Linked DNA regions of Homo sapiens: all the other regions are linked to region 3. The links are chromatin loops, found by intact Hi-C in ENCODE. Cell type or tissue: mammary epithelial cell. All regions are shown on one strand. Region 1 has its middle 270 kb from the start of SLC7A11-AS1. Region 2 has its middle 260 kb from the start of LINC00498. Region 3 holds the start of SLC7A11-AS1 (SLC7A11 antisense RNA 1). Region 4 has its middle 180 kb from the start of LINC00498. Region 5 holds the start of LOC105377444 (a long non-coding RNA gene). Region 6 has its middle 210 kb from the start of LINC00498.

Region 1 (5,000 bases), 270 kb after region 3:
AAGAATGGCTACATGTCCTAATTTTGACATTCTGAGTGTCCATGATAAGATGATAGTCAAGCTTTTGGAAAGATAAAACTTAAATATTTTATCTTCAAATATATGTGCAATATGTTTCTAAATGAAATAAATAATGCAAATATCAGGAATTAACTTAAAATTAAGCTATTTGTAGGATTTATTTTAAGAAAAAATATACCTTTGTCTGATTGATATAGACTATTAATTGACTTGGTTTAAAATACTACTGTCCCTCTGAAGATAGGGTTAAATTTTAGCTGGATACAAAATAGATGAAACACTGTGGAAAGTTATTTTGAACAACCAGCCTATATTTATGCATGATAATTATTTATACACTTGATATTTAGTAATGCAAAATAATAAGAAATCGAATGCCAGTGCTTTAGATTGATGTCAACTGTATTGTGTACCCTTAAAAAAGTCAGACTTACTAGAAGCATATTTTAAATGTGTTGTTTTTAAGTAAATATATGCACATTTCTTTATTCACTAAGCTTGCCTAGTCTTATTAATTCAAAACTATGTAAATTATTGTTAAATAATTTAATATCTTCATATTTGATTTATTTTCTTTATATTGCATCCACCCTGTCTTTGATGGGATATAGCTTACCTTGCTAAAACTGACAAAATTCAATCATTTTAATTAACTTCTCTTATTTTTATTTTCCCTCAATCACAGAAATCCTTGAAAATGGCTTTAGGAATATATTGAAATTGTTCTTTAAAAACTCAGTTAGGTCTATCTGTTGTATACATGTATACAGGTTGCCAAAAGGAATTTACTACAATGTAACTGAAAGTTGGTATAATTTGTCCGTTCTTCTTTTAACTCAATATTTCTGATTTTGTGCCTGCAGTATAATTTTGTAGATTAAAACATCAAAATCCTCGTTTTAATTACTTCAAACAGATAAAAGTAGCACAATTTATTTATTATTAAGGAAAAATACATTTTCCTTAAAAATAATTAGAATGCTATATTTATTCTGAGTCTGAGTCTAAAAATGAATCATAGCTATTAGCATGAGCATTGAAGAAAATTAGGAATAAACTATTTTGGAAAAGCCTCTATAAACAGGATATGCTTTCTGCTATGCTCTATATACTCTGTTTCTTTAAGGATCCATTTCACCCCACATGTACATACTCCCTGAAGCTATAATTTATGATGGAGGGTGAATATAAGACCAATGAGCAGTTTGATTATGATGAGAGAGGAGTAAGAGGGAAGAGTACATGCATGGGCACTGAGCTCAGCGTTCCTAATGAGAAGGAGAGAGAAGGGATCAGACTCACCAACAAAAATGAGCACAATAAAAAGATTTGGTATAATCCAAGAATCAGTTTCCTTTACTTCATGATTTTGCTGAGGGAAAAGCATGAGAAAGTCCTATTTACCACTCTTATTAATTGAATTGTATTCCTTTCAAATGATATGCTGAAGCCCTAAACCCCAGAACCTGAGTATGTGACCTTATTTGGAAACAGTGTCATTGCAGATTTAACCAAGTTAAGATGAGGTCACTAAGGTGGCTTTTAATCCAATATGACTATTGTCCTTATACAAAGAGAAAATTCGGACCCAGAGGCAAAAATGCACAGGGAAAAGATGATATGAAGACACAGAGAAAAAATAGCCATGCGATTGGAGTGATACATCTATCTACAAGCGGATAAACTCTAAAGATTGCTGATAAACCAGAAGCTAGAGGTAAGGAAGTATTCTTTTCAGTCACAGAGCAGTTATGGCCCTGCTGATACCTCAATTTTAGGCGTTAGTCTTTAGAACTGTAAGGCATTAAATTTTTGTTTTTTAAAACCACTGTTTTGGCACAGATCTAGCAAACTAATATTTTTTAGTTTCTAAATCATCTTCATGATGACTTACATATTTTTCAGTTTTCACTGGGCTTTTACTCTATGCCTCAGCTCTTAACAGATAACCATGCATTCACTAGTTTTCAAAAAGCCCATTTCATTTGTATCACCATCAATTCAAAGGATAGGAATTTATATTACATCAATGTAAAGAAAAACATGTTAGGGTAAAAATAAAATTATTTCTAATGAAAATAAATTATTTTTATACACATGTTTAGTTAAGATAGCTATGTATTAAAAACTAAAATACACTCAGCTTCCTCACTATCCTGGGTCTCTTCACAGGAAACTCTCTTTTGCCTTGACCTACAGGAGTGCCTGTAGTGAGTGCCTGCAGCGCTAAAGCACTTGAGACCAGCTAGAGACAAAGAATGGGGATGGGGCTAGCAGTAGCCAGAATGTCAGTATGGCTGCTCTCCATTCTCACCAGAGGAAACACAAAATCAGAGAGGCTGTTGAGCAATGCCATGTTTCAGGAAGAATGGTCTATGGGTTGTGTAGGCATGATTCCCTAGCTGGTGTTTCCACATAGCTCAGGTAACTTTCTTGGGTCTCCTCTAGGCCTATCCAAGTTAAATGCTATGCCAACCTCAGAGCCCACAGTAGACTTGCAGCAAACCTGGGTTTAGGGCTCCATCTAGTGCTGAAGAAAAGGCAGTAATCTCAAACTAAGAAACACTGTATCAATCAGCACAGTATGTCTAGACAGAATATAATAAAAAGTTGGACACAAAGCCTATAGCAAAGACTGGAACAAATAGTTTTTAAATTTTTAAATCCATAGACATTGATATATATCCATAAGCGTCAAGAGCAATCAGGAAAATATGACCTCATCAAATGGACAAAACAGGATACCAATGACCATAAAGAAGTGGAAATATGTGAACACTCAGACTAGGAATTCAAAATAGCCGTTTAAAGGAAAGTCAATAAACTCCAAGAAAACACAGAAATAATTCAGAACTTTAAAAATTTAAAAAAGTAATTGAAATTATTAAAAAATCAAATAGACATCAAATAGCTGAAAGATACATTGAACAAACTGAAAAATGCAACAGAGAACATCAACAGCAGAATTGATCAAGCAGAAGAATCCATGAATGCAAAGACAGCCTATTTGAAAACACAGAAGAGGAAAAAGAAAAAAATAATAAAGAGGAATTAAATCTTAAGATATCTATGGGACAACATCTAAAGAGAAAATGTACTAGTCACTGGTATTCAAGAATAAGTGAGGATGACAAAGGGGTAGAAGGAATATTCAAAGAAATAACAAGCAGGAAACTTTCCAAATGTGGAGAAATAAATATCCAGGTATAGATAGGTCAAAGATCACCAGTCAGATTCAACCCAAATAACCCTACTTCAAAGCATAAAATAATCAAACTCTCAAAAGTCACAGACGATGAGTAGATCCTAATACTAGCAAAAGAAAATAATCAAATAACATAAAAGGAAGTTTGAATATTCTTGGAAGCAGACTTCTCAGCAGATACCTTAGAGGACAGGAGGAAGTAAGATGGTATTTTCAAAGTGCTGAAGAAAAAACAAACAAACAAGTAAACAAACAAACAAAACCTCCTAATCAAGAATACTGTACCCAGCAAAGCTATTCCTCAAACATGAAGGAGAAGTAAAGACTTCCCCAGACAAACAAAGCTAATGGAATTCATCACCACCCAACCTGTCTTACAAGAAATTCTAAAGGGAGTTCTTCAACCTGAAACAAATGGATGCTAACCTATAACACAAAAGCAGCTGAAAGTATGAAGATCGCTGGTAAAAGTCAGTACACAGATAAATTCAGAATTTTTTAATATTACAATCATGGCATGTAAACTATATATATAGTTTATATATGGTATATATATATAGTATATATATTTCACTCATACACTATATTTACACATATGAAGATAAGACAAAACTTAAAACTAATAACTATAATAACTTATTAAGAATAGACAACATTAAAAGATATAAATTCTGACATCCAAAATTCAAAATGGGGGAGAATGGAGTAAAAATGCAGATTTTTGCACTTTGGGAGGCCGAGGTGGGCGAATCATCTGAAGTCAGGAGTTTGAGACCAGCCTGGCCAACATGGTGAAACCCCGTCCCCAATAAAAATACAAAAAATTAGCTGGGCGTGGTGGCAGCACCTGTAATCCCAACTACTTGGGAGGCTGAGGCAGGAGAATCACTTGAACCCGGGAGGCCGAGATGGCACCACTGAACTCCAGCCTGGGCAACAGAGCAAGACTCTGTCTTAAAAAAAAAAAAAAGTAGATTTTTTTGTTAATTGTTTTTTGTTTAAAATAGTCTTTTATAACGTTAAGATGTTTTTTGTAAGTCTCATGGTAACCATAAAGTAAAAACTTATAATAGATGCATTTAAAATAAAAAGCAAAAATTTGAAACGTACTACTAGAGAAAATTACTCTACCCCTTTGAATGAAAATGGACTGAATTTTCCAATTAAAAGGCATACAGTGACTGAATGAATAAAAAAAGGTTCACCTATATGTTGCCTACAGGAGGGTCACTTCACCTTAAGAACTTGCATAGACTGAAAGTGAATGGATAGAAAAAGATACTCCATGCAAATGGAAACTGAAAAAGAGCAAGAGTAGCTATACATATATTAGATATAGTAGACTCAAAGACAGTAAAAAAAAAAGACAAGTCCACTATATAAAAAAACACAAAACTAAGACAGTCTATCCTGAGATAATTTTAAAGAGAAAACCTATTCACTAGGCTTAAATGTAAAAATACAACATGGAGAGAAATATGTGATTTTGGACAATTTTTGTAAGCTGCAATTCATTATCTATAAAAAAATTCCTATAACATAAGTGTGTTGTGAGAATTAAATTAGATGATGAAAGTGAACACACTTAGCATGAGGTGATATATGGAATAATTACATAATGTAATTTTATCATTAGTATTCTTATATTTTTCACAACTATGGTGCATTAGGGTTTTGAACTCAGTACTTCTAGGTTTTTGTTTAAAGAAAAACTAAAAGAAAATTCACAAGTCTCTTCAGTTTTTCAATTCTAACGTTTCTAGTTTTATGAAGG
Region 2 (5,000 bases), 490 kb before region 3:
AAATGAGCATATCAAAGAATTATCTGCACTCCCATTTTTATTGCAGAACTATTCACCGTAACTAATATATGGAATCAACCTAAGTATTGACCAACAGATGAGTGGATAAAGAAAATATGGTGCATATACAGAATAGAATATTATCTCATCATAAAAAAGAATAAAATCCTGTCATTTTCAGCAGCACGGATGGAACTGGAGGTCATTTTGTTAAGTTAAATAAGCCAGGCACAGAAAGACAAATGTTACATGTTCTCACTCATACATGGTAGCTAAAAAAGTAGATCTTAGGAAGGTAGAGAGTTGATTTGATGTACCAGAGGGAAGAGTAGAAGGAAGAGAGGAAAGAAGAGAGGCTGGTTAATGAGTACGAAAATATTTAGATAGAATGATAATATCTAGTGTCTGACAGCATAGTAGGGTGACTATAGTTAACAAGATTTGTTATATAGTTCAAAGTTGCTGAAGAAGAAAAATTTGATCCCAACATAAAGAGTGAATGTTTGGGGTGATGGATGTCCCAGTTGCCCTGGTTTGATCATTACACATTGTATGCATGTATGAAAATACCACGTATACCCCCAAATATGTACAACCATTATGTATCAATTTTTGAGAATAAGAATATGTCTTTGTAAATGTAAATATGATATTGCATCATCTGTGAACAGTAATAATTTGATTTTTTTTTTCAGTTGGGATGCCTTTATTTCTTTCTCTTGCCCAATTGCTCTGGCTAGGGCTTCCAGTAAAATACCGGATAAAAATGGTAAAAGTGAGCATCCTTGTGTTGTTTCAGATCCCAAAGGAAAAGCTTTAAATTTTTCCCTGTTCAATATGTTAGCTGTGAATTTTTAAATCTATGTCGTTTATTGTTTTGAGGGATGTTCCTTTTATACCCAGTTTATTAAGAGTTTTTTTTTCCATAAACAGGAGTTGAATTTTGTCAACTGCTTTTTCACCATCTATTGAAATTTTTAGTTTATTTATTATAGGTTTTTGCTTTGTGGTTATCATAAGACTTAAAAACATTTTATAGATATAACAAGTTATTTTAAACAGATGATAACTTGGACCATACACACAAAAAAATAAGATGAACAAATGAAGGAAAAACTAAAAAAACTCTGTAATTTAATTCCTTTCTCTTCACATTTTGACTTTTTGTTGTCTCAATTATCTGTTTATATTGGCTATCTCTTAACAAATTGGTGTAGTTTTTATTATTTTTGGTAGATTTGTCTTTTAGTTTTCATACTAGAGATGTGAGTGGATTACACACAACAATTACTGTATTAGATTATTCTAAATTTGACTGTATACTGACTTTTACCAGCAAACTCTACATTTTCAAATGTTTTCTTTTTGCACATTAGCATTCTTTTTTTTTTCAGGTTGAAGAATTCTCTTTAGCATTTCTTGTAAGATGAATCTGCTGGTGAGGAATTCTCTCAAATTTAGTTTGAGAAAGAGTTTCTCTTGTCTTCATTTTGAAGAAAAGCTTTTTTTTCTGGGTATGGTATTTTCTGTTGGCAGTTTTTTTTTCTTCAGCAGTTTGAATATGCCATTCTACTTTTTCCAAGTCTACATAAGAAGTCTGTTGCCAGATAAATCAGAGCTCCTTTTTATGTTATTTGCTTCTTTTCTCTTGCTGCTTTTAGTATTCTCTTTGTCTTTGACCTTTGAGAGTTTGATTATTATATACCTTGGGGTGGTCTTATTTTTACTGAATCTGTATGGTAATCTATGACCTTCCTGATATGGTTTGGCTGTGTCCCCACCCAAATCTCATCTTGAATTGTAGCTCCTATAATTCCCACATGTTGTGGGAGGGACCCAGTGGGAGGTAATTGAATAATGGTGGCTAGTCTTTCCTGTGCTGGTCTCATGATAGTGAATAAGTCGCACGAGATCTAATGGTTTTGTAAAGGGGAGTTTCCATGCACAAGCTCTCTTCTCTTGTCTGCCACCATGTGGCCACCATGATTGTGAGGCCTCCCCAGCTATGTGGAACTGTGAGTCCATTAAACCTCTTTCTTTTGTAAATGGCTCAGTCACAGGTATGTCTCTATCAGCAGTGTGAGAACAGACTAATATAGTGAATTGGTACCAGTAGAGTGGACACTGCTGAAAAGATACCCGAAAATGTGGAGGTGACTTTGGAACTGGGTAACAGACAGAGGTTGGAACAGCTCAGAAGAAGACAGGAACATGGGAAAAATGTTTGGAACTCCACAGAGATTTGTTGAATAGCTTTGACCAAAATGCTGATAATGATATGGACAATGAAATCCAGGGTGAAGTAGTCTCAGATGGAGATGAGGAATTTGTTGGGAACTGGGGCAAAGGTGACTCTTGTTACATTTTAGCAAAGATACTGGTGGCATTTTACTCCTGCCCTAGAGATTTGTGAAGCTTTGAACTTGAGAGAGGTGATTTAGGGTATCTGGCAGAAGAAATTTCTAAGCAGCAAAGCATTCAAGAAGTGACTTGGGTGCTGTTAAAGGCATTCAGCTTTAAAAGGGAAACACAGCATAAAAGTTTGGAAAATTTGCAGCCTGACAATGCCACAGAAAAGAAAATCTCATTTTCTGAGGAGAAATTCAAACTCTCTTGAAGGCTCTCTTTGTGCTCACTGATTCTTTCTTCTGTTTCATCTAGTCTGCTATTGAGAGCCTCTAATTCATTTTTCAGTTCAGCAAATATATTTTTTAGTTCCAGGATTTCTGTTTGATTTTAAAAAAATTATTTTAATCTATTTGTTAAATTTTTCTTATAAATCTCTGAAATGATTTTTCAGTGTTATCTTAGAGTGATCTTAGACCTTCTATTTTGAATTCTTGAGTTGAGGGCTCACGTATCACCATTTCATTAGAGTTGATCACTGACTCCTTATTTTTTCCACTTGGGGATGTTATGGTTCCCTGTTTACTATTGTTTCTTGTGGATGTATGTCTATGGCTTTGCACTGAAGGATTGGTTATTTATTCCATGCTTTACTCTCTGGCTTCTTTGGTCTTCCTAAGGTACGTTTACTTAGATAACTGCCTCCTTTTCATCACTAGATGGTGCCATAAACCCAGCTTCGTTCAGCTCTTGCAAAGATTTGGAGCACTGTTTGTCTCAAATTGGGGAGGAGGTCTTAAAGGAGACACCCCAACAATGTTGAAAATCTGAGTCAGGGTTCATGCTTAGAAGACCTGTGGAGCCTACCGCCTACAGCATGGTGCTGCTGAATAACCACTCTGATTTGGCATGGTCTTTAGCTGAGATAAAGAGTAGAATTTAACAGGCTAGGGTTGCTAGTCCTGTCTCCCCACTTTGTCTTTAGCTGCCTTCAGGGGTTTTTCTTTCTATAGGCACTCACAATGTTTCTGTGGGTTGAGGTAGAAAAGGTTTCCCTGCAAGGGAACTCAAGATGGTGAGGAAACTGGCTGCCCACCTTGATCTCACTTTGCCATGTGTAGAAACTGTTGAATCCAGGGGTATTTTTCCACGTATAGTGCCTGGCAGATTGGAGACAGGGGTGTTGCAGATACAGAAGTCCAATTGTGTTACCACCTGCTTGGAGTTTTTTACTTTTCTGTGGCCCTAGAAATTTTCTCAGCCTCAGCTTTGAGGTCTGGGATACTGCTGGTAATAATTGTTATGCTAGATATTTGTTTTGGTTTTCTAGGGAAGGAAGGTGAGGGTGAAGCCAGATTGTTCCCCAAAAAGACCTAGTATTGACTACATTCACACCCACTCAAGTTTCTTCTATTCAAAAGCAGCATCATGATTTAGGCTAGCCAAAAGGAAAACAAACTATGAAAAATGAACTGGAGGTTAATCGTATGTAACTGAGGTGAGGGGGACAAGCATGTATTGAAGATGTTTGTGGTACTCATTACTTGGCAATATAAAAACGAGTTAATTTTTTTTTAGGGTCACCAATCAGGAGCAAATTTTTTGTCTTTTCTGCTATTGCCAAATATTCTGATTATACTTATTTTTTCATACCTGGACCATCTTGTTGACATAGTTGTTATAGCCCTTTAAGGTTCTGAGTAGCATAGAGAAGACATAGGCTAGTCTGGCTCATAGACTCTTAAGAGAGTTTATCGACCTCATGATAGATGGCATGTGGAGCAAACATAATCTCTCATGCTCCAGTTTTGTCTCAAAGAAAAAGATATTTACTAAGCGTTCATACTCCTATTATACTTTCTGTCATCATCATGATCTATCATATGCCAAAATATTTTGGGGGAAGAGGAATACCTTAGTATTTGTATTGCTGGATCTCTGCCTTTTTTTTTTCTCACATCCATAGTCTGTAGTACCTTGAATGAACAAGGTATATATTTCCAGTGATTGCAGACTCCGTAGTAACCCATAATATAGGTATTTGTTGTATATAAAAAGTCCTATATGTCATAGATTTCAGACAACAAACTTTAGAAAACAAAATCTTTATCCAGGGAGCCATAAAAAATAGAAGTTTGGGATAGGGTGGTTGGTAAAGGAAAAATATCTTAAAGCACTTGTTTCTATACCTGGCTATGCTTTTGTGGAAATATAATTAGAATTAAAATAAAATTTGGACACTTAAAGGAATAAGCTTTAGTAATTTGGAAGATTTCCTTACATAGGATGACACGCATAGTGTATTTACGTACTGAAATACGTAACATTGGTTCTCAAAGCTAGTGTTCTAATACACTATTGGTAAGGGTCAGTGGGAGGTAAAGAGGTGATTTCACAGCTTCTATGCACAGATTACGTATCACAGGCAAATAATCTTAGTAGTCCCAAATGTGAGTGTCACTGAGTGTATCTTCATGAAGAAAATATTTGGAAATGTTGAGATATAAGATTTTTACCAATACATCTTTAATCAGTTGTACACATAAGTGAACATATGGCTCTGAGATTACATTTGGCCCCTGACTCTATCTTAGACCGATCAATGTTTTTAATGACTTTAAAATTGTTTAGGTATTTGGGTTAGTTTTTCTTGA
Region 3 (5,000 bases):
AGGTATGTTATTGAATTGTTGCAGTGAGAGTTTGTTGTATGGATATAGAAATAGGTAGATAGAGTTATGAGACATTTAGGAATTAATATTAATAGGACTCATGATTGACTGTTGGTGATGGATTGAACACTGGGTGTGAGACAGTAGAAAATGTAAAACAGTGTTCTTATATTTCTGGTTTGCATAGCAGGATATACATAAATATGTATATATATTCATCGTGTATATACTGAATGAGAATAAGATTGGGGCCAATGATCTTAGACCTATAATATTTGAGGGGCCTGACACACATTCATATGAAGATGTTGAGTGAGAAATTAGACATGAGGATAAATAATAGGAACTGGTTTGGTGATGAAATAAATATGGAAGTCATTGGTCCATAGATGGGAAATGAGGTCCATTATGTGGAAAAATGCAGACGGAGGAGAGAAGAGCCCGAGGCTGTGCACGGACAGACATCAGCACATGGGGTAAAAGTGCCCTTTGAGAAACAAAAATAAAATCCTAAGTCCCTAAACCAACTGAATAGACCCCTTCTTGCCCAACGGGACCTCAGAGAAACCTTAAAAATGGAGTTCACAGCCATGACACGATGGGAGGTCAGATGTGCCTCGTATACCTCCTCCCTTGCTAACCGCCACTAGGTTCTCTTCCCTAGGTGTTTAACAGTAACCAGCCCTTTTGAAAGATTCCTTCTGCCACCTATAGGAACCAACTGCCTGATGCTGCCCCTCCCTTTCAGTTTTTTTTTTTAATTTATTTTTTATTTTCATTTTTTGAGATGGAGTTTCACTCTTGTTGACCAGGCTGGAGAGCAATGACACGATCTCGGCTCACTGCAACCTCCACCTCCCAGGTTCAAGTGATTCTTCTGCCTCAGCCTCCCGAGTAGCTGGTATTACAGGTGGCTGCTACCACACCTGGCTAATTTTTTATTTTTAGTAGAGACGGGGTTTTGCCATGTTGGTCAGGCTGGTCTCAAACTCCTGACCTCAGGTGATCCACCTGCCTCGGCCTCCCAAAGTGCTGGGATTACAGGCGTAAGCCACTGCACCTGGCCCTTTTCACAGTTTCGACACAGCAACTGACCAGCATTCCTTCCTGATAAGAGACCATTGACCATGAAGTGCTCCTGGGGCCCGTCTTTGTAGGCTGCCACATAGAGGTTCTTTGTGTCCTCTGGTTCACCTTTTGATGTATAAGGTCTAATTGTAACACATTTAAATGTTAAGTCTTCATCCCAGAGTGAACATGGGATGCATGTTACACATGCTGTGCCTCCCCTTTGTGAATATTTATATCTCCTTCTATGACCTGCTGAATATGTATACTTAGCCACCCTGTTAGCCATAAATCCATCTTATTTTTCCTATCCTACCCTCTACATGCCTGTTTCCAGCTTCTAGCCAGAGGCTACACTTCTCAGTCTGTCAGAATGGTCGCCGGCAGGCTCCAACCCTTCATGAGAAGAACCTTTAAGCTCTCCTTTCAGATTTATGAAGTTAATCACTCTTCAGTTGACACCCTAAAGTGCAGTCAGTAAAGTGTGATGCACTCAGCAAGGACTTACTAAAGGTTTATGGGACCAAAAACAAAACTGGTAAGAGGAAAGAGCACCCTTCAGGCTCTCTGACTTCTTGCCAGCTTAGTCTTGGGTTTGTTTTTACTCTTTAGCTCCATTGCAATGTTTGGCTGGATTTCTCTGGTTCTGATAATCTTGGGTATTAGGTATTTGATGAGGTAATTCAAATAGTGTGTAAAGTGTTTCTTATTGATAAAATGAATTTTGGATACTCTACTTCACGCTCACACTAATTTTTCTTTGTGTGCTTTTTAATACTTAGCAAACTCTATTTTATCTTAAATTCTTCATCTAGGAATCTGCCCACCACTCAAGCCTGGGAAAGCTGGCAGAGGATGCACGTGTTTTACTCACCTGAGTGTTTACAATGCTCGTGAGGTGCCTCCCTGATAGTAAGTGCTGCTCTTTCTTAACATTCTTTTTTCCTTTAAAATTTGTTTCAATCCATGAGGTAAAAAATAATGACGATATAGATAGACGAACAGTTCATGTTGTTTTTCCCTGCAGTCAAATAGACAAAAATTTCAACACAAACTTTTATTCCTGGTATTTGGCTTAAAAGTAAACGTCAGCTACGTCAAGAAGCTAATGGTGTTCTCTGCATATCTCACCAGTTACTGATTCTTCTACTTAATATAAAAATGCATTTCCAAAATCTTACCACTGGGGGGCAGCATCGTGCAAAGCTAGCCTTTAGTTTTTCCTTCCTGTGTCCAGTATAGAGTGCTCCTAATATCTATCACAGACTGGTGCTGTGCCATTAATGGAAGAAGAGCGAGCGTGCGTGCGTGCGTCCGTCCGTCCGTCTGTCTGTCTATCGGTCTATTTTCCCTTTGCCAAATTCTTTCCTCTTCCTTTTTTTCCCAGTTCTTTGTGAGTTAAAACTTCTGTTTTTGAAACTTCCAGGAGCTTAATTAATAAACATGAAAACCAAGTTGAAGCTGGCACAAAGCCCTTTTTTGCTCAACCACTTGGGCATGCTAGGGTAACTGTAGTTATTTACATTTGGCATCCAACTGACTCAAAGAGCAACACTGCTTTTTTCTTTCCCCCCTATGAGTACCGAAGCTATTAAATTAAACAGGTTAATGTGGCTACAGCATTTCGCCCCCTACTATCCCCCAGCTATAGTAAATCTGCCACCTGTTTATTTCCATAAAAATTCAATTACAGCACCACGAGTTATTCTTCTTATGTGAGCAATTAACTTTAGGCAGTTTCAGGCCACAGAGAAAGGCCAGGCTGGCCTGCTCCTTTCTTCTTCGCTCCCTTTAGCCGCAGGTCGTTCTTTCGCTAAGTGACTGTGCTCCTTCACACCAGTGAAAAAATGAAAAAGGAAAGAATAGACTAGACTGCTGGGCACTGTCACGCCAATGAAAAAGCAAAAAGCGAAAAACCGCAAACAATCTTCTGCCTCCCTATGCCCAAGCCTTAGAGGCCCGGGGAAGTTAGCAGCAAGCAGGCAGCCAGGACCACAGGGGCACACCGGTGTTGTTCAATAGCACACCAAAATGAAGAAGAAATTACTTGCAATGTGTTCATTTTCTTTCTTCTTTATATTTGTAAAAAATGTGACCAAGAAGGGAAAGGCTGGTAAAATGCCACAGCGTTCTGGCTAAAGCAACAACGCAATTGTGAAGAGAGAAAACTGCATTCATCCACATGTCCCAGCAAGAGCTATCACCAAAGGCATTGTGAAGCAGTTGAGCAGTTACATCTGCTCTCCTTTAACAGGAATGAGTCTTTAGTACCCGGTTGCAAATGTTGACTTTTACCTTTTCTTTAAATGTCTGCTACTCTTTGTCATATTTCTTCTCCTTCTCTCCAAATTCTACCAATAAAAGTAAAAATTACTGAATCGTACATCTAGTGATTTTCTGCATGACCTAATTGTCGAACAGGTATTGAGGTACTTGCTTTCCATCGATCCCTGTAATGCCATTGACACTGACTTATATTTCTAGTAAATGTATAAACATGGTTTTAAGAGTGGGTTAGACTCTGAAATAATCTTTGAGTAAATCTTACCCCAGGTTCAGGTTAAAACAAATACTTCTTCGTAAGTAGGTTGGTACCAGTTCCTATTGAGAGGTGACAGCTTGCTGGCAGCCCTCGCTGGCTCTGGGCGCCTCCTCGGCCTTGGCGCCCACTCTGGCCGCGCTTGAGGAACCCTTCAGCTCACCGCTGCACTGTGGGAGCCCCTTTCTGGGCTGGCCAAGGCCAGAGCCGGCTCCCTCAGCTTGCGGGGAGGTGAGGAGGGAGAGGAGCGGCGGCAACGGCGCGGCGGGAACCGAGGATGCGCGCGGCGCTTGCCAGACAGAATGAGTTCCGGGTGGGCGTGGGCTCCGCGCGGGCGGGAACCGGGGCTGCGCGCGTTGCTTGCCGGGCTGCGCGCGGTGCTTGCGGGGCTGCGCCCGGCGCTTGCAGGCCAGCACGAGTTCTAGGTGGGCGTGGGCTCGGCGGGCCTCGCACTCGGAGCAGCCGGCCGGCCAGCCCGCAAGCACCGGGCAGTGAGGGGCTTAGCAACTGGGCCAGCAGCTGCTGTGCTCTATTTCTCGCAGGGCCTTAGCTGCCTCCCTGCAGGGCAGGGCTCGGGACCTGCAGCCCACCATGCCTGAGTCTCCTCCCTGCTCTCCTCTCCCCGCTCCCCCGCCGTGGGTTCCTGCGCGGCCTGAGCCTCCCCAACGAGCGCCGCCCCCTGCTCCCGGCGCCCGGTCCTAACGACCACCCAAGGACTGAGGAGTGGGGGCAAACGGCGCGGGACTGGCAGGCAGCTCCACCTGCGGCCGGTGCGAGATCCACTGGGTGAAGCCAGCTGGGCTCCTGAATCTGGTGGGGACTTGGAGAACTTTTATGTCTAGCTAAGGGATTGTGAATGCACCACTCGGCACTCTGTATCTAGCTCAAGGTTTGTAAATGCACCAATCAGCACTCTGTGTCTAGCTCAGGGTTTGTAAATACACCAGTGGACACTCTGTATCTAGCTAATCTAGTGGGGACGTGGATAACCTTTGTGTCTAGCTCAGGGATTATAAATGCACCAATCAGCACCCTGTCAAAACGGACCAATCAGCTCTCTGTAAAACAGACCAATTGGCTCTCTGCAAAATGGACCAATCAGCAGGATGAATAAAAGCAGGCTGCCCCAGCCAGCAATGGCAACTGTACAGGGTCCCCTTCCACACTGTGGAAACTTTGTTCTTTCGCTCTTTGCAATAAATCTTGCTACTGCTCACTCTTTGGGTCTACACTGCCTTTATGAGCTGTAATACTCACCGTGAAGGTCTGCAGCTTCACTCCTGAAGCCAGCCAGACCACGAACCCACCGGGGAGTAACGAACAAGTCGAGAGTGTGCCTTAAGAGCTGTGACACTCACCGCAAAGGTCTGCAGCTTCACTCCTGAGCCAGCGA
Region 4 (5,000 bases), 400 kb before region 3:
CATGAATAGGCAATTCTCAAAAGAAAATATACAAATGGCCAACAAACATATGAGAAAATACTCAACATCACTAATTATCAGGGAAATGCAAATCAAAACCGCAATGTGATACCACCTCACTCCTGCAAGGATAGTCATAATCAAAAATTAATAGATGTTGGTGAGGATGCAGTGAAAAGGAAACAATGTTACAGTGTTGGTGGGAATGTAAACTAATACAACCACTATGAAAAACAGTGTGGCAATTCCTAAAAAACTAAAAGTAGACCTACCGTTTGATCCAGTGAATCCCACTGCTAGGTATCTACCCAAAGGAAAAGAAGTCATTATACAGAAAAGATACTTGCACACGCATGTTTATAGCAGCACAATTTGCAATTGCAGAAATACGGAACAAGCCCAAATGCCCACCAATCAATGAGTGGATAAAGAAAATGTGATACATAATACCATGGAATACTACTCAGACATACAGTGGAATGAAACAATGGTATTCACAACAACCTGGAGGTAATTGGAAACTATTATTCTAAATGAAGTAACTCAGGAATGGAAAACGAGACATTGCATGTTCTCACTCCTATGTGGGAGCTCAAAGGCATAAGAATGATACATTGGACTTTGGGGACTTGGGGGAATGGGTGGGGGGTGGCAAGGGATAAAAGACTACACATTGGGTACAGTGTACACTGCTGGGGTGGTGGGTGCACCAAAATCTCAGAAATCCCCACTAAAGACCTTATTCATATAACAAAACACCACTTGTTCCCCTCAAAACTTTTTTTTTTTTTTTTGAGACGGAGTCTCCCTCTGTTGCCCAGGCTGGAGTGCAGTGGCATAATCTCAGCTCACTGCAAGCTCCACCTCCTGGGTTCACACCATTCTCCTGCCTCAGCCTCCCGAGTAGCTGGGACTACAGGTGCCCGCCACCACGCCCAGATAATTTTTTTTTGTATTTTTAGTAGAGACGGGGTTTCACCTTGTTAGCCAGGATGGTCGTTCCACCCAAAACCTATTAAAAAATGTGTCTACGGCTAGATAATGCAAAGAGGCTCTAATAACAAACCAATGAAATATATTAAGGATTCAAGAGAATTTATGGTGTTACTTCTCCCATGGATATATTAATAGGAATAGGGTGTCTAATTTGGAATTTTAGGCAAAAGATGCTTTTGGACTGGGATAGAGGAAGATTCGCTACAACCCTTTTATTTCATGTAGGTGGCTACCTACTCAGCCCACCAATTAGATTGTCCCTGCTTTGGGTGTAATATTATAAGTCAGGCCAGGTTCTGTTTGGCTGTTCTCCTTCTAATCAGGCTCCAACTCAAATCTCTACCACTGTAGATTTGGTGCTCTCATAACTGGCTTTTAAACAATTGTGTCTAATTTCTTTTTCATTTTTACGTATACTCTTGATATATATCTTTGGCAAGTCAGTGAAAAATGTTTCTTTGTAAATTTGGCCAAAGTCTCTGCCTCAACTAAAGGGAATTGTTAGTCTAAAAAGACTTCTTATTTTTTTGATGGTGATCCCTTTTGGACAGAGCAGGTAACTCACCTGGAAGAATTTCAGAAAGATCAATGGAGCATATGCTAAAGGAACAAATCTATTGAAGCATACATCTACTATTTTTTTTTAGTTTTGGATTTGAAATCTCTCTTTTTCTAACTCTTTTCCCATGATCTCTGTTAAAACAGCTAGCTCTTCAAATCATTAGGAAACTTCATATTGGACTTTTATCTCAATGCTCAAGGCTAGAAGCTGCTGAAGGCTAGAAGCTGCTGAAGGCTAGAAGACAGTGTGTTTTATTTTAAGTTTATCTACATGGCCAATAGCAGGATGCTTTCTAACTGAACTAAATCCCTTTTGTCATTTATTTTTATGATAATAGTAAGATCTGTGAACATTTTGGAGTCTTTGGGATAAAAGAAAATATCATTTTTAACTTTCACTACACTTACCACTCGGGACCATGTATTGTTCATTTTCTCTTAAGAAATCACCCAAATAGATCAACTGCTCCATATGGCTTTGGAGAAATGGAAAATACTGATGGAAAAGGTGCTGGTGACCACAGCAATACACTTGCAATTGCCATTTAGATTATCCCTTTGTAATCCTCTGTTCCACCTCGCTGAGGCTGGTAATGTGAAAACCAAACCAAGTGCCCCCAGTGCATAGCAGAGGGATTGCTGAGCTCCTTGCACCAACCCCATTGCCTCACTCAATCCTTCTCATGTGGATGTGATCTTTTTATGGGCACAGAGTGCCACTCGGGGGCTCCTCATCCCTTCTTTATTTTCTGAGGCAGTGCAGATGTGGCATCAGCATTTGCTCTCGTCTTTCTTGTTGGAAAGACATTTGCTGTTGTAGGATACTGTGCTTAGTTCCTGCTAGTAAGTGGCCTAAACACTTGCTACTCAAAGCGAGGTCCCTAGATGAGCAGAATCAGTATCACCTGGAGGCTAGTCAGAAATGCAGAATACCAGACTCTATCCCAGACCCAGGGAATCAGAATCTGTATTTTAATAAGATCCCTGGTAATTGATACTCACATTAAAGTTTAAGTTGGAGAAGCACAGCTTTATGTTGCTTCATTTATTCAGCTTCGGTTGCCAGAGAAGACTCACAGAGAAGTGCCACAGACATTACATTTCTGATTTGTTCCCTGGCCCTTGTGTCCTCAGGTAGGAAAGTGCGGTGGTCTACGTTCTGTCCTAGTTTGACAAGGTAAACCTTTCGATTTTGTGTTTAGGTGTTCTTTCATGCTTAATAGTTGATCTTTGGGAAAAGAAATCAATATTTGCCCACAAGTCATTCATTTTTGGGCCTGTTTCAAAAGAAGAAAAGGGTTGATGAATATTCTTAGCATCTGCCACAGCTTTTATAAAGCTGCAAATCTTTTAGGTCAGCAGAGACTCTGTGATGACTACTAAAGTGTACAAATACTGTTTGAAAAGGCACTGCAAAAAATTTTTACCTAAGGCATGCTGCTTTTTCCTTCAGTGAAGCAGCCAACACAAAGACCACTGGGGCAAGTCTTCAAAGGGGGAGCTTCTCTGCAGAAAGTGGCTCAGTGGGATTTACAACAAAGGACTTCTCAAGATCAACAGCACTTTGCTGACATTGGAGTGGATTGGAGGATTGAAAATAGGATTAAAACAAAATTAAGACACAATAGCAATAGTGGAGAGATCCCGTGGGGCCTGTAATGGGGTCCTGTGGAAGAAGAGGAATAATCGAGCAGTTTTCCTGAGATTCTAATAGGAAGCTGTTGAAGTTGATAAACTGAAGTAGTGTTTCTTTCTTGCATGCTTGAAAATAATTATGATTTCCCCCCATAGATACCAGTACATATAATGTCTGTATGTGACATATTTCTAAGACGTTTTAAAATAGTTGAATTGATTAGCTGTTATTATATGCTTGAGTAAATATAGTTCCTTAAATTCAACTATTTTTGCAGCTCTCCAGTTCAGTTAATATAATTTACATATGTAGACCCAGACACTGACTCTTTAAGCAAATGAAATGACAACATGAGATGGCTCATTTAAGACTGGTTTTTATAATGCTTCTCATGTCAGTATGACAACATTCTCTACTTCCAATTTGGAGAAGAACTTAAGGTATTACAATTTTGAAGCTATTTGGGAAACAAAAATCAAAGTAAGACTGCATATTAAGACTCAGCATCAGAATAGAAATACAAGTGATGGCAGATTTCCCATAAAAACATTAGGGCCTCAGCATATGGTCATACACATTGTGCACTGCACAACTTTAGGGGGTGACATTTACATGGTCTCCATGGATGCCATTCCAGAGTTATAAATGTGGCATCTGTGAATATTGTCATGATCCCAGTGTGTTCTTCATAAATTTTCAGTCTTACTCGTTTTTGGTAAAATTTTAAATTCTCTAATTAGTTTAGAGTCATGTAAAGTTTATAAAATAGCTCCAAAACACTCTTTACATATTTTTCCATTTAATGTATGAAATCTTATGAAGTGAAAAGCCAGCGGTTTTTTTCAAAAATGGAGGAACATGCTGGAATACTGTTTTGGAAACTCTTTCTCGGAATTACAGTCGTACACTGGCATTTATACAAAGATACAAGCTCAAGTGGCATTATATAATAAAATATTTTATCAGTGTTACTCACTGTTGTATGTTGATTGAGAGTGTGTGGTGTGGAGTCCATGCCTGAAATGGAATCTACCCTCTTTCACTAACGAGTTCTGTGTTCTTCTTAACCTTCTTTATCTGGAACACGAGGATGGTGATAGTATCTACCTACTTCATGTAAGTTGCTATGAAGATTATATGTGATGATCCACATAAGCCACTATGAATAGCATCTGGCATAGACTGTAAATAAACATTAGGAACTATCCATTTTAATCTAATAGACGCAAGTTCTGAATCCAGCCAAGTTCACATTTAGCTTTATCATGGAAACAAAAGAGGAAGAAAAGATCATTTAAACCCTACATTTACAGGTAGAATATACTATGAGGGAAATGGTAACTTTTACTCTGTTCATCCTCTTCTTCCTGGTGTGCATTATAAAGAAATAGGATGAATGTCATTGAAAAGACTTTGGGTATTTTCTGGGCCGATTGTTAAAACTTCTGCTTTCTTACTTCTTTCCTTTATCACAAGGTGAGTAGGAGCTGTCCACCAAATATATCTGGTTATCCCTAGCTCACGGAGGAATTGTACTTCCCTGCCCACATGAACTTGGGTGATGCCATGTGGCTTGCTTTGACCAATGAAGTGTGAGAACAAGTGATGTTTATGACTTTTAGGAAGACTCTTTACTGCTTGATTAATTAAGCTTTCTCCCACTTCTTCAGTGATTGTTTAAACACAAGCAAGTTGGATCCCTGAGAGGCTGTGAGAGCAGAGGCCTATGATGGACACATAGCATGAGGCAGATATAAAACTGCTGTGGTTTCAAACTGCTGAGATCTCGAGGGTTGCTTGTTATTGC
Region 5 (5,000 bases), 360 kb after region 3:
GAGAGCCTTTGCTTAGTAATTCCCTTAGTAACCCAGGGAATTCTTTCTTTTAAAAAAAATTACTTTAAGTTCTGGGATATATGTGCTGAACGTGCAAGTTTGTTACATAGGTATACATGTGCGGTGGTGGTTTGCTACACCTATCCACCCGTCATCTAGGTTTTAAACCCGGCATGTGTTAGGTTTTTGTTATAATGCTCTCCCTTCCCTTTTCCCCGACTCCCCGACAGGCCCCGCTGTGTAATTACGTCTGGAATTGGTGGGTTCTTGGTCTCACCGACTTCAAGAATGAAGCCGTGGATCCTCGTGGTGAGTGTTACAGCTCTTAAGGTGACGCACCTGGAGTTTGTTCCTTCTGATGTTCAGATGTGTTTGGAGTTTCTTCCTTCTGGTGGGTTCGTGGTCTCGTTGGCTCAGGAGTGAAGTTGCAGACCTTGGCGGTGAGTGTTAGAGCTCTTAAGGTAGTGCATCTGGAGTTGTTCATTCCTCCCGGTGGGCTTGTGGGCTCTCTAGCTTCAGGAGTGAAGCTGCAGATCTTCGCAGTGAGTGTTACAGCTCATGAAAGCAGTGTGGAGTCAAAGAGTGAGCAGTAGCAAGATTTATTGCAAAGAGCGAAAGAACAAAGCTTCCACAGGGTGGAAGGGGACCCAAGCGGGTTGCCACTGCTGGCTCCGGCAGCCTGCTTTTATTCTCTTATCTGGCCCCACCCATGTCCTGCTGATTGGTAGAGCCGCGTGGTCTGTTTTGACAGGGCGCTGATTGGTGCGTTTACAATCCCTGAGCTAGACACAAAGGTTCTCCACATCCCCACCAGATTAGTTAGATACAGAGTATGGACACAAAGGTTCTCCAAGGCCCCACCAGAGTAGCTAGATACAGAGTGTCGATTGGTGCACTCACAAACCCTGAGCTAGACACAGGGTGCTGATTGGTGGGTTTACAAACCTTGAGCTAGATATAGAGTGCCGATTGGTGTATTTACAATCCCTGAGCTAGACATAAAGGTTCTCCACGTCCCCACCAGACTCAGGAGCCCAGCTGGCTTCACCTAGTGGATCCCGCACTGGGGCCGCAGGTGGAGCTGCCTGCCAGTCCTGTGCCGTGCACCGGCACTTCTCAGCCCTCGGGTGGTCAATGGGACTCGGTGCCGTGGAGCAGGGGGTGGCACTGGTTGGGGAGGCTCCCGCCGCATAGGAGCCCATGGAGGGGGTGGGAGGCTTAGGCATGGCGGGCTGCAGGTCCGGAGCCCTGCCCCACGGGAAGGCAGCTAAGGCCCGGTGAGAAATCGAGCGCAGCGCCGGCGGGCTGGCACTGCTGGGAGACCCAGTACACCCTCCGCAGCCGCTGGCCCGGATGCTAAGCCCCTTATTGCCCAGGGCCTGCAGGGCGGACCAGCTGCTTCGAGTGCGGGGCCGCCAAGCTCACGCCCACCCAGAACTCCAGCTGGCCGGCAAGCGCCGCGCGCAGCCCTGGCTCCCGCTGGCGCCTCTCCCTTCACACCTTCCTGCAAGCTAAGGGAGTGGGCTCCGGCCTTGGCCAGCCCAGAAAGGGGCTCCCACTGTGCATCGGCGGGCTGAAGGGCTCCTCAAGTGCCGCCAAAGTGGGAGCCCAGGCAGAGGAGGCGCCGAGAGCGAGCGAGGGCTGTGAGGACTGCCAGCAGCTCTCATAATGTTCACCTCCCTGTGTCCATGTGTTCTCATTGTTCAACTCCCACTTATGAGTGAGAACATGCGATGTTTGGTTTTCTGTTCCTGTGTTAGTTTGCTGAGGATGATGGTTTCCAAAAAATACGGAAGGCTTCACGAATTTTCTTTCTTATCTTACTCAAGCCTGCCGCTCCCTCTAGGAGTCCCTTAAGGGTGCAGCATTCCTGAGCTTAGGGAGCCCCCTAGTGCTGATATGGATGCAATGACCACGGGCTTAGATCACAGCACTCAACCCCTTCTAAACACATGGAAAGCCTTTTCAAGGACCAGTACAAACAAGCCCAGACTCTCAAGATCAAAATAAATACCTATCTCTTCAATGCCTAGACCTTGACAAATGTCCACAAGCATTAAGAATATGAAAGGAGGCCGGGCGCGGTGGCTCACGCCTGTAATCCCAGCACTTTGGGAGGCCGAGACGGGCGGATCACGAGGTCAGGAGATGGAGACCATCCTGGCTAACACGGTGAAACCCCATCTCTACTAAAAATACAAAAAAAATTAGCCGGGCGTGGTGGCGGGCACCTGTAGTCCCAGCTACTCGCGAGGCTGAGGCAGGAGAATGGCGTGAACCCAGGAGGCGGAGCTTGCAGTGAGCCGAGATCACGCCACTGCACTCCAGCCTGGGCGACAGAGTGAGATTCCGTTTCAAAAAACAAAACAAAAAAGAATTTGAAAGGAAACATGACATCTCCAAATAAAAGCACCAGTGACCAATCTTAGAGTGTTAGAGATATGTGACCTTTCAGACAGAGAATTCAAAATAGCTGTCTATAGGAAGGTCAGTGAACTTGAAAATAACACAGAGAATTTAGAATTCTATCAGAGAAACACAACAAAAAGACTGGAATAATAATTTTTAAAAATCAAGCAGAAATTCTGGAACTAAAAATTCAATTGACAAACTGAAAAATACATCAGTCTCCTAAAAGCAGAATTGACTAAGCATAAAGAAATAGCAAACTTGAAGACAGGCTATATGAAAATACACAGACAGAAAAGAAAAAAAAATAAAGACACACAACTACAAGATCTAGAAAAAAAGCCTCAAAGGGGAAAATCTAAGAGTGATTGGCTTTATAGAAATTGGAGAGAGTGAGAGAGAGATCAAAGTAGAAAATTTATTCAAAGAAATAATAACAGAGAACTTTCCAAGCCTAGAGAGAGAGATGAATATTTGTGTCCTGTAAGTTTATAGAACATCAAGCAGGTTCAACCGAGATAAAACCACCTCAAGCCATAAAATAATAAAACCGTCAAAGGTCAAGGATAAAGAATGGACACTAAAAGCTTTAAAAGAAAATAAGGAAATGCCATATAGAAGAGCTCCCATATGTCTGGTAGTAGTCTTATCAGTGGAAACTTTACAGGTGAAGAGAGAGTGGGATGACATATTAAGAGTGCAGGGGAAATAAAATCCAACCTAGAACATTATGTCCAGCAAAATGATCCTTAAAACATGAAGGAGAAATAGGCTTTCCCAGACAAATAAAAGCTGAGGGATTTCAACACCAGACCTGTCTTATAAAAAATGCTAAAGGGAGTTCTTCAATCAGAAAGAAAATGATGCTAATTAACAAAAAGAAATCATCTGAATATAGAAATCTCCCTGGTAGTAGTAAGTATACAAAAAAGACAGACTATCCTAACACTGTAATTGTGGTGTGTAAACAAACCACTTATATCTTTAGTAAAAAAAGTAAATAAATAAAAGGCAAACCTATCAAAAATAATAATTACAACTTTTTAAGATATAGAGAGTATGAAAAGATACATATAGAAACGATCAAACGTCAAAAAGAAGGGTGAATGGAATTAAAGAGTAGACTTTTTTTAGTGTTCTCTTTGCTTCTTTGCTTGTTTTCCTTTCTTTATAATCAGAGTTAAGTTATCATCTGTTTGAAGTAATTTGTTATAATATATTTTTTGCAAGCCTCATGGCAACCACAAAACAAAAACCTGTAACAGATACACAATACACAGAAAGGAAGAAATTAAAACATACTCTCACAGAAAATCACTTCTATAAAAAGGAAGACAGGAAGGAAGGAAAGAAAGGAGGCAAGAAGGAAGGAAAGAAGAAATAAAGGAAGCAAGAAAAAGGACGGAAGACAACGAGAAACAATGAAACAACCAGAAAACAAATAAAATGACAGTAATAAATTTTATCTATCAATAATGGCATTGAATGTAAATGGACTAAATTCTCAAACCAGAAGATGTAAAGTGGCCAAATGAATAAAAAAACAAGACTTGCCTATATGCTGTTTACAAGAAATTTATTTCATCTTTATAGGTTAAAACAAAAGAAGACTAAAAGTAGAAGGATGGAAAAAGATGTTTTATGAAAATAGAAACCAAAAAAGAGCAGGCATAGCTATACTTATATCAAATAAAATAGATTCCAAGATAAAAATTGTAAAAAGAGACAGGGTCATTATGGAATGATAAAGCAATCAATTCAGTGAGAGGGTATAATAATTGTAAATATATATGCACTCAACACGTTAGCACTCAAATATATAAAGGAAATATTATTACACCTAAAGAGAGAAATAGACCCCAATATAATCATGGCTAGGAACTTCAACACCTCACTTTCAGCATTGGGCAGATCATCCAGACAGAAAATCAACAAAAAATCTGACTCTATCTGCAGTATGGACGAAATGAACCTCATAAATATTTACAGAGCATTTTATCCAATGGCTGCAGAATACACATTCTTCTTCTCAGCACATGGAATATTCTTAATTATAGACCATGTTAGGTCCAAAAATGTGTCTTAAATAATTCAGATAATTAAAATTATACTGAGTATCTTTTCTAACCACAATGGAGCAAAACTAAAAATCAATAACAAGAAAAGCTTTGGAAATTATACAAACACATGGAAATTAAACAATACGGATTTCAGGAGGCTGAGGAGGCTGAGGCATGAGAATCATTTGAGCCTGGGAGGCAGAGGTTGCTTTGAGCTGAGATCGTGCCATTACAATCCAGCCTGGATGATGGGAGTGAAACCCTGTTCCCTATCCCATTTAAAAAAAAAAAAAAAAAGAGAGAGACAGAAGAAGAGGAAGAAAACTAAAGACTTCCTGAAAGGAGTGAAAATGTAAACACAACATGTCAAACCTATGGGATACAGCAAAAGCACTGTTAAGAGGGAATTTTATAGCACTAACTGCCTATATCAATAAAGTTGAAAAAGTTCAAATAAACAACCTAATAATATATCTCAATGAACTAGAAAAGCAAACCAACCAAAAATAGAGAATAAAAAGTAATAATAAA
Region 6 (5,000 bases), 430 kb before region 3:
TCTAATATGTGTGCACAGAGTTGTTCATAGTATTCTCTGAAGATCTTTTGTATATTTTGTATTTCTGTAGGATGAGTGGTAATGTCATCTTTGTAATTTTTGAGAGTACTTATTTGTATCTTCTCTTTTTTATTTGTTAATCTGGCTAGCAGTTTATTGATCTTGTTTATTTTTTCAAGAAACCAACTCTTGGTTTCACTGATCTTTTGTATGGATTTTTGCATCTTAATTTCATTAAGCTCCTCTCTAATTTTAGTTGTTTGTTTTCTTCTGCTAGCTTTGGGATTTGTTTGTTCATTTTTTTCCTAGTTACTTTAGGACAAAATGTTGATAGTTAATTTGAAATCTTTCTAACTTACTTCTTGATACCAGTGTTTAGGGCTATAAACTTTCCTGTTAACATGCTTTATCTGGATCCCATGTGCAGATGAGAAGAATGAATTTTCTGTGGTTGTTGAATGGAGTGTTCTGTAGATTTCTCTTAGGTCCAGTTGCTCAAGTGTCAAGTTTAAGTCCAGGGTCTTTTGGTTAGTTTTCTGGCTTGATGATCTGTCTAATGTTGTCAATTGGGTGTTGAAGTATCCCACTATTATTGTGTGCTTGTCTAAGTCTTTTCATAGGTTAGGAAGAAATTGTTTTATGAACTGGGTGCCCCAGTGTTGGGTGTGTATATATTTAGAATAGTTAAGTTTCTTGTTGGATTGTACCCTTTATCATTATGTGATGTCCTTCATTGCTTTTCTTAATTTTTATTGGTTTAATGACTGTTTTATCTGATATAAGAATAGCGACTCCTGCTCTTTTTTTTTTTTGTTTGTTTGCATGGTAGCTCTTTTTCCATCCTTTTACTTTGAGCCTGTAGGTGTCACTGCATGGGAGATGGGTGTCTTAAAGACAACAGATTGTTGGGTCTTGTCTTTTTATGCAGTTTGCCGCTCTGTGACTTTTAAGTGGTTTGTTTAATCCATTTACATTCATGGTTAGTAGTGATATGTGTGATTTTGATCAGGTCATTGCATTGTTAGCTGGTTGTTATATAGACTTGATTGTATAGGTGCTTTATACTGCCTGTGAGCTATGTGCTTAAGCGTGTTTTTGTGGTAACAAGTGTCATTCTTTTGATTCCATATTTAGCAATCCCTTAAGGATCTTTTTGTAAGGCTGGTCTAGGTAAAATGTATTCCCTCTGAATTTGCTCATCTGAGAAGGATTTTACTTCTCCTTCACTTATGAAGTTTAGGAGAAATTCTTGATTGGAATTTCTTTCCTTTAAGGATGCTGAAAATAGGCCCTCAATCTCTTCTGACTTATACAAGTTCTGCTTAGATGTCTGCTGCTAGCCTGATGAGGTTATCTCTTTATGTGACTTGACCCTTCTGTCTAGATGCCTTTAAGCTTTTTTCTTTTGTATTGACCTTGGTGAATCTTGTGAACACGTGCCTTAGGGCTGGCCATCTTGTATAGTATCTAGCTGGGGTTCTCTGCATTTCTTGGATTTGCCTGTCAATGTGCCTAGTGAGATTAAGGAAGTTTTCATGGACTATATCCTCAAATATAGTTTCCAAGTTGCTTATTCTTTCTTCTCTCTCAGGAATGCTAATGAATTGTAGATTTGTTCTCTTTACGTAATCCCATATTTCTCAGAGGTTTTATTCATTTTTAAAAAATTCTTTTTTCTTTATTTTCATCTGACTGAATTGATTTAAAGAACCAGTCTTCAGGCTCTGGGATTCTTACCTCAGCTTGGTCTATTCCACTGGTAATACTTTTAATTGTATTATGAAATTCTTGCAGTGAGGTTTTCAAACCTCAAAAATAGCTATTTTAAGAAAGAACCAAAGTAAACTAAAAGTTTTTTTTCTTTCAGCTCTTGGATCATTTTACTGGATTCCTTGGATTGGGTTTTAACTGTCTCCTGAATTTTGATGGGCTTCCTTGCCATCGAATCTGAACTTTATGTCAATCATTCTAGTCATTTTAGACTGGTTAAGAACTATTGCTGGGGAGCTAGTGTACTTATTTGGAAGTAAGGGGACATTTTGGCTTTTTGAATTGCCAGAACTCTTTTCTTCTCATCTGGTGGTCGGGGGGGTGGGGTTGGTGTTCTTTTAATTGTGGTGAAAGTTGAGTATAGTCAGTTGGCTTCATTTATGAATGCTTTTAGAGGGCCAGGGCTCTGTACAGTATCTTTATGTGTGGGTGAATTCTTGAACTTGGTTTCACAGGTGTATGTATTAGCAGGATAATTTTTGTTGTTGTAGTTTGGACTGTGATCCAGTAGATGGCAGTTAAGTGTAATGGCTGGTAGCTAGGTTAATACCCAGCCATGGGGCTCTTTTGTATTTCCTTGTCTTTGCAGTGATGCTCTGTTGTTGTTGTGGTGGAGGGAGAGATGGTCCCTCGTCAGATCCACTCCTGGGCCTTGGTGGATCTCCCTCTGAAGACTTGCACTGCATGTGCACTTCTTTTGTTAGGTCTCCTGGGCTGTGGGGCCCTGTCAGGTAGAAGCTGCAGCAGGGAGATATGCCATAACCTTTCTAAACTGGCCCTATGGAGGACACACACCCTACTCTGCCCTGGCCTGAGAACCTGCACATCTCTCCCCTCTCAGTGGTCTGAGGGTGCAGCCTCCTCCACAGCTCTAGTGCTGGCCACAGATCTTGGCTTCATACTTCCAAGCTGTGCACCACAGTCCTGGGGCACCAGGATGCCTTGTGGCTCGCAGTCAGGTTCTAGCTGCACTAGGGGATCCATTGTGCTCCTGGGTCACTGGGAAAGTACTCAGGTGCAGCACTGCACTCAGGCTGGGCTTTAGGGGCTGTGCTGTGCACTCACTTCTACAGGGCAGCTAGGCATGGGCCCTGGGAGGAGCTGCCAGGCAGAAGACGTCACCGAGCAGATGTCCCAGTCCCCCAGCGAAGCTGGCTCCACTCTCTCCTGGCTTGGAGGACAGTTAGGTCATGTGCCTACTGGAGGGGGATGAGGAGCCCTGGGTGATGGGTGTCTATGGCCACTCTCTGCTGGAGCTGCCCAATGCACAAAAGCTCCCAGGCCCCACACTGTCTGAAGACCTATTTCTGCCTGTACCCCAGGGAGATTTCCCCTGCCAGCTCATACATCCATGGGGGATGTGGGGTCCCCTTATAGCTAGGATCCCAGAGGTCCACGGTAAAAGTGAGCAGTCCCCCAGTTCCCTCACTCACCCCTTTCCCAGAAGCCATTCTGGGCCAGAAACTTGCCCTGGTGTTCAGGTACCCCATGCAGGGTTCACAGCTTCCTCCGACTTCAGCCTCAGCTTCACCATTGCCTCTCCATCCACTCTTGGCATTTTCTCTCCAAAGATCTGCTAAAATATGGTGGTTTATTTGATAATTTGGATTCTTTTGGTTGGAGCAAGACTTCCTGGCTGTGTCTAGTCAGGTATCTTGTCTGTCACCCTCACCCCAGCAGCACTTTTTCTTTTTTTTTAGAGACAGGGTCTCACTCCGTCACCCAGGTTGGAGTGCAGTCGCACAATTATAGCTCACTGCAACCTCAAATTTTTGGGCACAAGTAATCCTGGGCCTCAGCCTCTTAAGTAGCTGTAATTACAGAAATGGCTATCATATAATATGTTTCTTTTAGTCTCCATGATATACATTTGTTTAATCAGTGATATTACATGACTTAATTATGATTCTCCACTATGTCTTGTATATGACAGCAAACCTGCCTTTGAAAACTTGTTCCTCAAAGGTAACAATTTTGATCACTCTTGCAGTAGATGGAAGGCAAAGTATATATATTTTCTAATTGAATGTATCATTTCTCCATAACAAAGTCACACAAAGCATGGTCATACGATGGAAAATACACTAAACTGTAGGTTTTTTAAAAAATGTTTTATTTATTTATTTTTCAGTAGAGATGGGGTTTTACCATGTTGCCCAGGGTGGTCTTGAACTCTTGGGCTCAAGCGATATGCCTACCTTGGCCTCCCAAAATGTTGGAATTACAGGCATGAGCCACCACATCTAGCTAATTTTTAGATTCTTCAAGAGGATCTATTTAGTTCCATTCCATTTTATTTAACAAGTACTTTTGAATTAACAACTATAAAATACTAGGCTTGTTGATATAAGTAAAATAAAGTCATATATGACTGTTATCCACGGTCCAAAATAACATTATGGCATAAGATTAGGTGGTTCCTGGCTGGTAGTACATTAGGCTTAGTCAAAATCTTTCTAGTATAAGCTATAAGAGACACTATGGAAGTCTTCATGTACAATACTTTTAACAAACCCAATTCAAGTCTTAATTCTAAGTGCTATTCCCTAGTACTGATGTCCTGAATGTCATAGCCTGTTGCTGTTCATAATTGCTTTTGATGGAGCTTAAGACAGCATGACCTTTTCCTCCCTGGGTCTTATCACCACAGTTTTACCCTTAAATCTTGTTCTGGATTCATAAGAAGACCCAGGTTAGTAGCAGAAATAGCCCACGACAGTGCCTCAACTATCAGGACAGAAAATGGAATTAATTACTCCTGATAGTACTTACACTTCTGAAACAGAGACTTATTTACTTATTGGGCATATGAAGGACCAAGATTGAAGTAGAGGTACCAACCACTTATTCCCTTAATATTCACCTCTAGACTCAAGGTAAAATAAGTTTGCTGTCTAGGTATCCTTCTTTAATGAAACTGGCTACCAATAGGTGCCATATCCGTCAAGCCTTTTGGACTGCAACTTATCTGTTGCTGGGCTTCTATTCAGAAACCAAAGAGTTGACTTAGTTTTCAAAGCATCATCCGAAGGAGAGAAGTGTGCTAGTCAGAGGCCAGTTTCTGGTTCTCCCAGTGATTTCTCAGTCCCTTTTTACCAGAGGAGAGAGGCTGATCCTCACTAATCCACTTCATCAAACTGGTCACATCAGAAAAAAACTACCTCCTAACCAGCTTGTTTCTTCTGCTTGAGAATGTTCTAGAAACAGAGATACTTCTTATTGAATCCTTT

The links. A loop is a pair of places that touch in the nucleus more often than their neighbours do. Peaks named below come from ENCODE experiments on the same cell type or tissue, not always from the same donor. Only the 100,000 strongest peaks of a DNase experiment are listed, where the experiment ranks them.
Region 1: it touches region 3 in a loop (14-fold over the local background); 18 of 110 quality-filtered maps call a loop at or near these places.
Region 2: a loop joins it to region 3, with 10 times the contacts of the local background. A loop is called at or near these places in 9 of 110 quality-filtered maps.
Region 4: it touches region 3 in a loop (2.8-fold over the local background); 3 of 110 quality-filtered maps call a loop at or near these places.
Region 5: it touches region 3 in a loop (11-fold over the local background); 7 of 110 quality-filtered maps call a loop at or near these places.
Region 6: it touches region 3 in a loop (8-fold over the local background); 5 of 110 quality-filtered maps call a loop at or near these places.

Annotation. Positions count from the first base shown.
Region 1 is chr4:137,817,584-137,822,583 of GRCh38, reverse strand. No RefSeq gene overlaps it. Among named protein-coding and RNA genes, the nearest start is that of SLC7A11-AS1, 270 kb to the left of the region's middle. RefSeq lists a silencer at 2,591-2,640. In mammary epithelial cell, a CTCF peak has its summit at 2,543 (motif pointing left); a DNase peak (open chromatin) is centred at 2,503.
Region 2 is chr4:138,574,996-138,579,995 of GRCh38, reverse strand. No RefSeq gene overlaps it. Among named protein-coding and RNA genes, the nearest start is that of LINC00498, 260 kb to the right of the region's middle. In mammary epithelial cell, CTCF peaks have their summits at 1,975 (motif pointing left) and 3,069 (motif pointing right); no DNase peak of the experiment used is centred here.
Region 3 is chr4:138,087,923-138,092,922 of GRCh38, reverse strand. LINC00616 (long intergenic non-protein coding RNA 616) reads left to right here. Exons shown (of 11, transcript NR_037866.1): 7 at 1,884-1,980. It overlaps SLC7A11-AS1 (SLC7A11 antisense RNA 1), which reads right to left and starts at 3,909. Exons shown (of 7, transcript NR_038380.1): 1 at 3,617-3,909; 2 at 1,943-2,089. In mammary epithelial cell, CTCF peaks have their summits at 722 and 2,254 (motif pointing right); a DNase peak (open chromatin) is centred at 2,262; H3K4me3 peaks cover 171 bases.
Region 4 is chr4:138,492,371-138,497,370 of GRCh38, reverse strand. No RefSeq gene overlaps it. Among named protein-coding and RNA genes, the nearest start is that of LINC00498, 180 kb to the right of the region's middle. In mammary epithelial cell, a CTCF peak has its summit at 2,255; a DNase peak (open chromatin) is centred at 2,260.
Region 5 is chr4:137,730,229-137,735,228 of GRCh38, reverse strand. It overlaps LOC105377444 (a long non-coding RNA gene), which reads left to right and starts at 272. Exons shown (of 2, transcript XR_939236.1): 1 at 272-309. In mammary epithelial cell, a CTCF peak has its summit at 1,897 (motif pointing left); no DNase peak of the experiment used is centred here.
Region 6 is chr4:138,519,902-138,524,901 of GRCh38, reverse strand. No RefSeq gene overlaps it. Among named protein-coding and RNA genes, the nearest start is that of LINC00498, 210 kb to the right of the region's middle. In mammary epithelial cell, a CTCF peak has its summit at 2,283 (motif pointing right); no DNase peak of the experiment used is centred here.